Linked DNA regions of Mus musculus: regions 2 and 3 are each linked to region 1. The links are chromatin loops, found by intact Hi-C in ENCODE. Cell type or tissue: gastrocnemius. All regions are shown on one strand.

Evidence for each region. Hi-C counts contacts between places; a loop is a spot of excess contacts. Peaks named below come from ENCODE experiments on the same cell type or tissue, not always from the same donor. Only the 100,000 strongest peaks of a DNase experiment are listed, where the experiment ranks them.
Region 2: a loop joins it to region 1, with 4 times the contacts of the local background. A loop is called at or near these places in 11 of 42 quality-filtered maps.
Region 3: it touches region 1 in a loop (13-fold over the local background); 26 of 42 quality-filtered maps call a loop at or near these places.

Annotation. Positions count from the first base shown.
Region 1 is chr8:68,116,139-68,118,638 of GRCm38, forward strand. It overlaps a transcript of Psd3 not described here. Among named protein-coding and RNA genes, the nearest start is that of Psd3, 140 kb to the left of the region's middle. In gastrocnemius, a CTCF peak has its summit at 1,517; no DNase peak of the experiment used is centred here; H3K4me3 peaks cover 459 bases; H3K27ac peaks cover 894 bases.
Region 2 is chr8:67,985,618-67,988,117 of GRCm38, forward strand. The region is part of intron 4 of Gm15991 (a long non-coding RNA gene); the gene reads left to right. It also overlaps a transcript of Psd3 not described here. Among named protein-coding and RNA genes, the nearest start is that of Psd3, 12 kb to the left of the region's middle. In gastrocnemius, a CTCF peak has its summit at 1,076 (motif pointing right); a DNase peak (open chromatin) is centred at 1,083.
Region 3 is chr8:68,232,088-68,234,587 of GRCm38, forward strand. No RefSeq gene overlaps it. Among named protein-coding and RNA genes, the nearest start is that of Sh2d4a, 43 kb to the right of the region's middle. In gastrocnemius, a CTCF peak has its summit at 1,122 (motif pointing left); a DNase peak (open chromatin) is centred at 1,121.

The sequences.
Region 1 (2,500 bases):
CCATTCTGCTATCTCAACCGTTATTTATTCAAGTAATAAATCATGACATCTTTGTCAAAATCAATGTAGCATGAAATGGACTAAAAATAAACCTTGCAATCGAATCAACACTGTCTTCTGCACACCGGAATCTTCTAAAAGGGATGCTCCACTGCACAGTTAGCTCTGTCACTGCTAACATTTCTATATGAGCACTTGTGCGTGCTTTCTCTCTGTTCAAATTCCTTCTTAAAATTCAGCATTAATCACCAAGGTAGATTAAAATAGAGACAGCATAATCTACGGTACCATTTCATGGGTAGAACAGTCTCTAAACTTATGACAGGCCAGAAAAATGAACCAAGCTTGAGGAAGGAAGGAATACTTCTCAGAGAAGGGAAATGACAATTTCCTGGGGCATTAAATAGTCCAAGGCTCAGGGGTCGGTCTTCAAAGTGATTTCATTCTAGCTAAAATCTGGTCAGAAAAAGAAACATCAGTGTAGGATCTGACAGCTGGCAACACAGGCCCTGCCATTCTGTGATGGGAACTGAGGCTCCACACAACTTTTAGCTCCACACTGGAGCCACAGTGTTCCCATAGAAAGGTATGCCCTTTCTGTAGGGAACTTTTATACAATGTAGTTATCTGAGAGGATAATGAATCTTTAGAGACAAATAAGGTGTACTAGATGAAGTGAAATTGTGTTGGTTTTTTATCTCATGAAGCACTTTCTCTTCTCTTTCCAGATTCATGGATTCATAGTTACCACAGAGTTGCAAAGCCCACAGAGAGCCCAGGACATGAGCTAGCTTTATTGACAGAACCAGAGCTTTTAAAATTTAGGTTTTACTCCTTTTCTTAATCTCTTGGATTCCAGCACATATTACCTTTTATCTGATTAAAAACTTTCTACCAAAAATCTAGTGTGCTTTATACACTTGTAGTTGAAACATTGGTTTCATTTCAAGGACTAATGATATAAAAGTACAGAGTTAAAACTATTTCCTGTAGTCTCCTATGACAGGCTCTGACTATTAGAAAATCTCCTGCCTTCTGTTTCTGTCATTGGAATGTGCTGGTTAAACCTCTATTATTCCCATGTCTGTCTTGCTTATCCACATGCTGTTTCCTAAACCATGAACCCTCCTAGAAGCTGGCAAAGAAAACTCAGAAAGCTGATTGGAATTGAGTTCCTATTGTGCGAGAGCAAGGGAGAAAACACAAAGACAAAGACAAAAACAAAAACAAAACAACAAGCCCCAGAGAGTTCTGGTTTTTGAGAAACTTGAACTTAGATGACCTTTTGTGGGGTTTGTAAATGGTATTTGGGGGACAGAATTTTGTACTTACACATAGTCACTGCTATTTTAGAATACGACGTGTAAGATACGAATACTAATTTTTATATACCTGCAAACTCTAGAAATGATTATTGAGTTGTTGGTTTTCCCATACCCTCTTGGGAATAATGTCTGTTATCCTTTGGTGTCTTTAGCCCCAAGCTTGGGTGTAATGTGCACAGTTCCTTGTCCTCCACTAAGGGGCAGTATAACATGGAGTAGAAGGCAAGGTGAGGGCAGGCTCTGGCATAGACTCTGGACTTTTCCTAATTTACTCTTCCAGAATAGCCACGGGCATGTGAAGGAACTCTGCCGGCATCACCATGAGCCACAGTCCCACCTTCTCCTGACCCAGACAGCTGGTGGTGCTGAGTGATGCAATGCTCAGTTAGATTCGATAGTTCTCAGCTCTTCACCCACTCTCCCACCACAGAAATTAGTATGTTGTCAATCAAAGGCTGTAGGACATATCAGGTTACCTTCCACTAGAATATCTCCAGCTGTAGAGGTCAGGAAACAAGGCTAAGGGAAACCTGGACTCTGGGTAGATGACTTGACAGTCCTAAGCTACCAAATCCTAGCTGTGGGCCCTACCAAACTGCTAATCAATCCTCAAAGCATCGTCTCTTATCTAGGATTTGGGAATGCTCTCATAGCAGGGAGAATAGCACATGGAAGCTGTCTAGGTCACAGAGTGAGAGGACTAGAACTAACTTCTTTTTACTAGTTCCCAGTCATCCTACAACTGACGATCCAGGTGACTTGATTAGCTGCACTCATTCCTTATAGTCAGAGGATGCATGCCAACATTCACTCTAGAGCCTGGGGGCTGAAACCTCAAGAGAATCTATTTGGCTGTTTGTACTACTGCAAACTTCTTATTCTTGATATGCAATTTGTTTTCCCTGGGAAAGTTGACACAAGGACCTCAACTCTTCAACATGCACATAGGAATGAGAGGACTTTACTATATGTAATCACCTGAGATGTAATTGTTGTATTCTTCTTTACTACATCAATTATAAGATCCCACTGTGAGTCATCAGGGTCTTACCTTTTGTAGTTGACTGAACAAGAAATTGCTTAAATCAGTTTTTGTACGTTCATAAAGGTAAATTCTCAAACATGAAAATACTAAGCACTTCGCAGAATATTTCATATTGTGGGTGATGAGGGAT
Region 2 (2,500 bases), 130 kb before region 1:
AAATGTGGTACATTTACACAATGGAATACTACTCAGCTATTTAAAAAAATGAATTTATGAAATTCCTAGGCAAATGGATGGACCTGGAGGGTATCATCCTGAGTGAAGTAACCCAATCACAAAGGAACTCGCACAATATGTACTCACTGATAAGTGGATAATAGCCCAGAAACTTAGGATACCCAAGATATAAGATACAACTTGCCAAATGCATGAAATTCAAGAAGAACGAAGACCAAAGTGTGGACACTTTATCCTTTCTTAGAAATGGGAACAAAACACCCATAGAAGGAGTTACAGAGACAAAATTTGGAGCTGTGATGAAAGGATGGACCATCTAGTGATTGCCATATGCAGGGATCCATCCCATAATCAGCTTCCAAATGCTGACACCATTGCATACACTAGCAAGATTTCGCTGAAAGGACCCAGATATAGCTGTCTCTTGTGAGACTATGCCGGGGCCTAGCAAACACAGAAGTGGATGATCACAGTCAGCTATTGGATGGGTCACACGGCCCCCAATGGAGGAGCTAGAGAAATTACCCAAGGAGCTAAAGGGAACTGCAACCCTATAGGTGGAACAACAATATGAACTAACCAGTACCCGGGAGCTCTTGTCTTTAGCTGCATATGTATCAAAAGATGGCCTAGTCGGCCATCACTGCAAAGAGAGGCCCATTGGACTTGCAAACTTTATATGCCCCAGTACAGGGGAACGCCAGGGCCAAAAAGGGGGAGTGGGTGGGTAGGGGATTGTGGGGGTGGGTATGGGGGACCTTTGGGATAGCATTGAAAATGTAAACGAGGAAAATACCTAATTAAAAAAAAAAAAAAGAAAGAGAAAAAAAAAAGAAAAAGAAAATTTTAAACCTTTATTCCATGATGTCCTAATGAGACTAAGGAATGAATGGAAATTTCCTAAACCTCCAAGTTAACTTAAACAGAACACAAAGATGCTCACTCTGTCTCCCTCCACACCCCACCCTCATCTCAGATCTAAGTGGGAGAAAGCTGCCAGCAAGAAACTGAAATGGTGCCTCACAGCTGGGGAAGTGCCACTGAAAGCATCGCAGACTCTGTCCACCAGGGGGCAGTGTTGTCTAACTATTAAAGAGTACTCAGCATGAACAGAAATAAACTCCTTCCTAAAGATTTTCAGGGGAAAGATTTCTCAGGTTCGAAGGAAAATCTAAAATGTTTCTATTAAGTCTCTTTAATCAGATTACAACGTCCTCACAACCTCACAACCTCACCATCCACTGCTCACAAGCACTAGGCCTCACATGCCTCTAGATCAAAGATGACCCCAGAAGGAACTGAAGACTCCTCATGTGGTTTTCCACTCCGCCCAGGACTGCTTCAGTCCCCACCACAAGCGCCATCCTCACCTGTGATCTGCTGTGAACAGGCAAAGGAAGTGGTGACCACTGGCTACCCAGAACCCTACTGCCCCACCAAACTTCAAGCCACTTTATGATGGCCCTACTTAAATTATCTCCCAACAATGAATAAAACCCCTATAAGTAGCCAGGTGTGATTGTGCATGCCTTGAATGCAAGCACTTAGAAACCAGAGCCAGGGAGATCCCTGTGAGTCTCGGGACATCCTGGTCGATATAACCAATACCGTATTTGCCAGGGGTGCACACTGAAACCCTGTCTGTAAAACAAAAACAAAACAAAATGACAAACAACAACAAAACAAACAAACAAACAACAACAACAAAAAACCACTCCAACATATACCCAACATTTTACCTTGAAAGAGATGGTTATCATCCTGTCCTAGTGACAAAGGCCCAAAGTAGAGTGCCAAGGTGTCAGTGGCCAGGGTGATTTACATTATATTCCAGGTCTTTAAAGGAGGCAGCAAACATATCATAACTCATTTAACAGTCTATTATTATTTAAAAAAATATTTTGGATCAACCCAAGCAAATAAACTGTCTTAAATAGCCAAAACTATAAAACAACTAGAGAACGGCATAAGGAAAATTGCTTCTTGACACTGATACTGGCTATTTATTTTTCTTGTGTGAAACACCAAAAGCACAGGCAAAGAAAAAAAAAGGCTGCAAAGACATGAGCAAGGGAGAGAGGCCTTCTTAAGAGACTCAGAGACAAGCCCCTGATAATCCAATCCCAAATAACCAGCCCTCACACACATTCACTCACACACACACACACACACCACGAGTGAAGGGGCCAACAAATGAGCTCAGCACACTGCGTTTCTATATACATATGAATATATACATATATGTATATATGTATGTAACAATACTAATTAAGAGAAAAGAGGTCATGAAAATGAAAGGGAATTTGGGGACTCAGAAGGAACTGAAAGACGGAGATGAAGGCATAAAAAAATTAATTAAATACAGCAGTCATATATAAAAATCTCAAAAAGAATTTCAAGAAAAAATCAGGACCACATCCATCTGAGAAACAAACTCAACTGCTGTGCAGCAAAGGAAACGGTCAACAGAATAAAGAGA
Region 3 (2,500 bases), 120 kb after region 1:
GATTTTATTGCTGTGAAGAGACACTGTAGGAATAATCTCTGTGTACAGTGTGGAAGCATTACCTGTCAACAAAAATCTGATGGCTAATAAGCTGAGGCAGGATTAGAAAGTGGGACAAACAGCAGAGAGAGGAGGGAACTCTGGGAGATAGGCATGGGAAAAGATTCCCCACTCAAACTTGGAGGAAATCAGACATATAAAACTGAGGCGAGGTAACTATCCATGTGGCAGCATAGAATAGAATAACAGGTTAATATAAGGTACGAGCTAGTCTGGCAACAAGCCTAGTTTAGGGCCTAGGCATTTATTAACAACAATAAGCCACTGAGTTGTTATTTGGGAACTGGAGTACGGATGAAAAAGTCTGTGACTACAAGACACTATGACCATGGCAAGTCTTATAAAGGAAAAGATTAAATTGAGCCTAGTTTACAGTTTCGGAGTCCATTATCATCATGGCGGGAAACATGGCAGAGTGTCCAGGCATGGTGCTGGAGATGGAGTTGAGAGCTCTACATCTGAAGCCACAGAGAATAAGCGTTGCACTGGCCAAAGACCTCAAAACTCGCACCCACAGTGACACACTTCCTTCATAAAGCCCGCACTTACTCCAACAAGGCCACATCTCCTAATAGTGCTCGCTCTCTATGGGCCAAGCATTCAAACACAGGAGTCTATGGGGGCCAAACCTGCTCAAACCACTATAGGAATCAAGAGATTTTTCTAATACAAGCTCTCAAGGCGATTCTGAACAATGCTTTGTGCTACTGACCATGGGCCACTGTGCTACCCTAAATTCTATTTGTATTTAAATTGAGCGGCATACTCCCCACCCCCAGATTAGCACCTGTATTAACACCGCATATCTGAAAGAGAGATCAGTCTTCACTGAGAGTGCCAATCTTGCAAACAGTCTTAGCTAATCCAATCGTTATTTCTCCAGGATTCTCAATCAATATCCTGAATGGCCTGATTATCAGTTGAGTTTGTAGAAAGGCTTACAGGGTTCTTTGAATAAAGTTAGCTTTGTCCCTGAGAGGAGACAGAAAGTTCCTTTCTGATCCTCCAGGACAGCGAGGACTTGTTTTTACAGCCAGTGGCTGCAGAAGCCTACAGCGCCGCCTGCTGGAAGAACTCTTTATTTAATGTATCTTAAGCAAATTGAATGTGGTGAACGCTAAATACAGTAAACTGACCCCCTCCTCCAAAAAACGGAAAGTCATCGTCCTCTTGATTTGTGCTAACATATTGTAGATAAGTAGAGAACATTCTTCTATGGCAGATTATGCTAAAGAGGAATAAGGAATAAAGAGATGGAAAGAAGAAAATAGAGTGAGGTGAAGACATGGTTTCGAGGGCAGGATCGATTGCGAAGAATGTAGCTGCTTTCCACCTGGGAAAGCCAATCTTGTAGCAAGACAGAAGCCTCACAAAAATCATAAGTAGAGATCCTCAGTGGTTTAGTGTTCAAATTTCAGATTCTGTGAGTGTAGACAAATGCTAGTCTGAGGCCCCAGGCCATCAGACACATTCCTCAGCAGTACCACCCGCAACAGTGAGGATTTTACATTGATGATCCTGTGTGTAGGTGTGGGGATGTGCACCCTGAACCACTGAGCCATCTTTCAAGTCCCTATCCCCTCTCTATCACTTTTAAAACAAAACAAAAAGAACAAAGCAAAACAGAAAAAATAAAAACAATCAAACAAAACAAGAAACAAAAACAAGTAAACAAACACAAAAACTGAAAAGTTATTAATAGGATAATTATGGAATTGAAGGACTGTCTTTTTATATTTATATTCTCTATGGTATCTCCTTTTCAACATATTTAATTAATTAGTTTACTTTATAGACACTCTCACTATGAAGTCCATGCTGGGCTAGAACTCATTATGTAATGCAGATAGATGCAATCATTCCATCCTCCTGTTTCAGCCTCTTTGTTGCTAGGATGGCAGGGTTGGCCACTATGCCCAGTTCAAATCCATTGCTTACGTCCAAATACAAATGTTTATTGCTACCACTAATGGGATCAATAAAATCCTGTGCCTCTAGCACATGAAAAACCACACTAAACCATCACTGCACACTTACCCCCTGAGCAGAGGCAAAGAGCTTTGTGCCACTGTGGTTAAAAGGCAGCAATGTCAGTTGAAACCCAAATGCTAGTTAACTTTGAATTTTAAGTAAGTAATATTTTTTAAAATATGTTTCAGATAAGTGTGAGGCATTTATACTGGAAAGTAATCACATCTACTTAGAAATTCATATTTAAATGGACTTTCATTCTATATTCTCCCCCTCCCACTATCGTAGCTGCTTCTTCCTCTTCCCCTCCCCTTCCCCCTCCTCCTTCTTCCCTTCCTCCTCCTTCTCTTCTTCCTCTCCTTCCTTCTTCTTGAAGACAGCGGTTTTCTGTGTAGCCTTGGCTGTTCTCGAACTTGCTCTACAGACCAGGCTAACAAAGAACTCAGAGACCCACCTGCCTCTGCCTCTC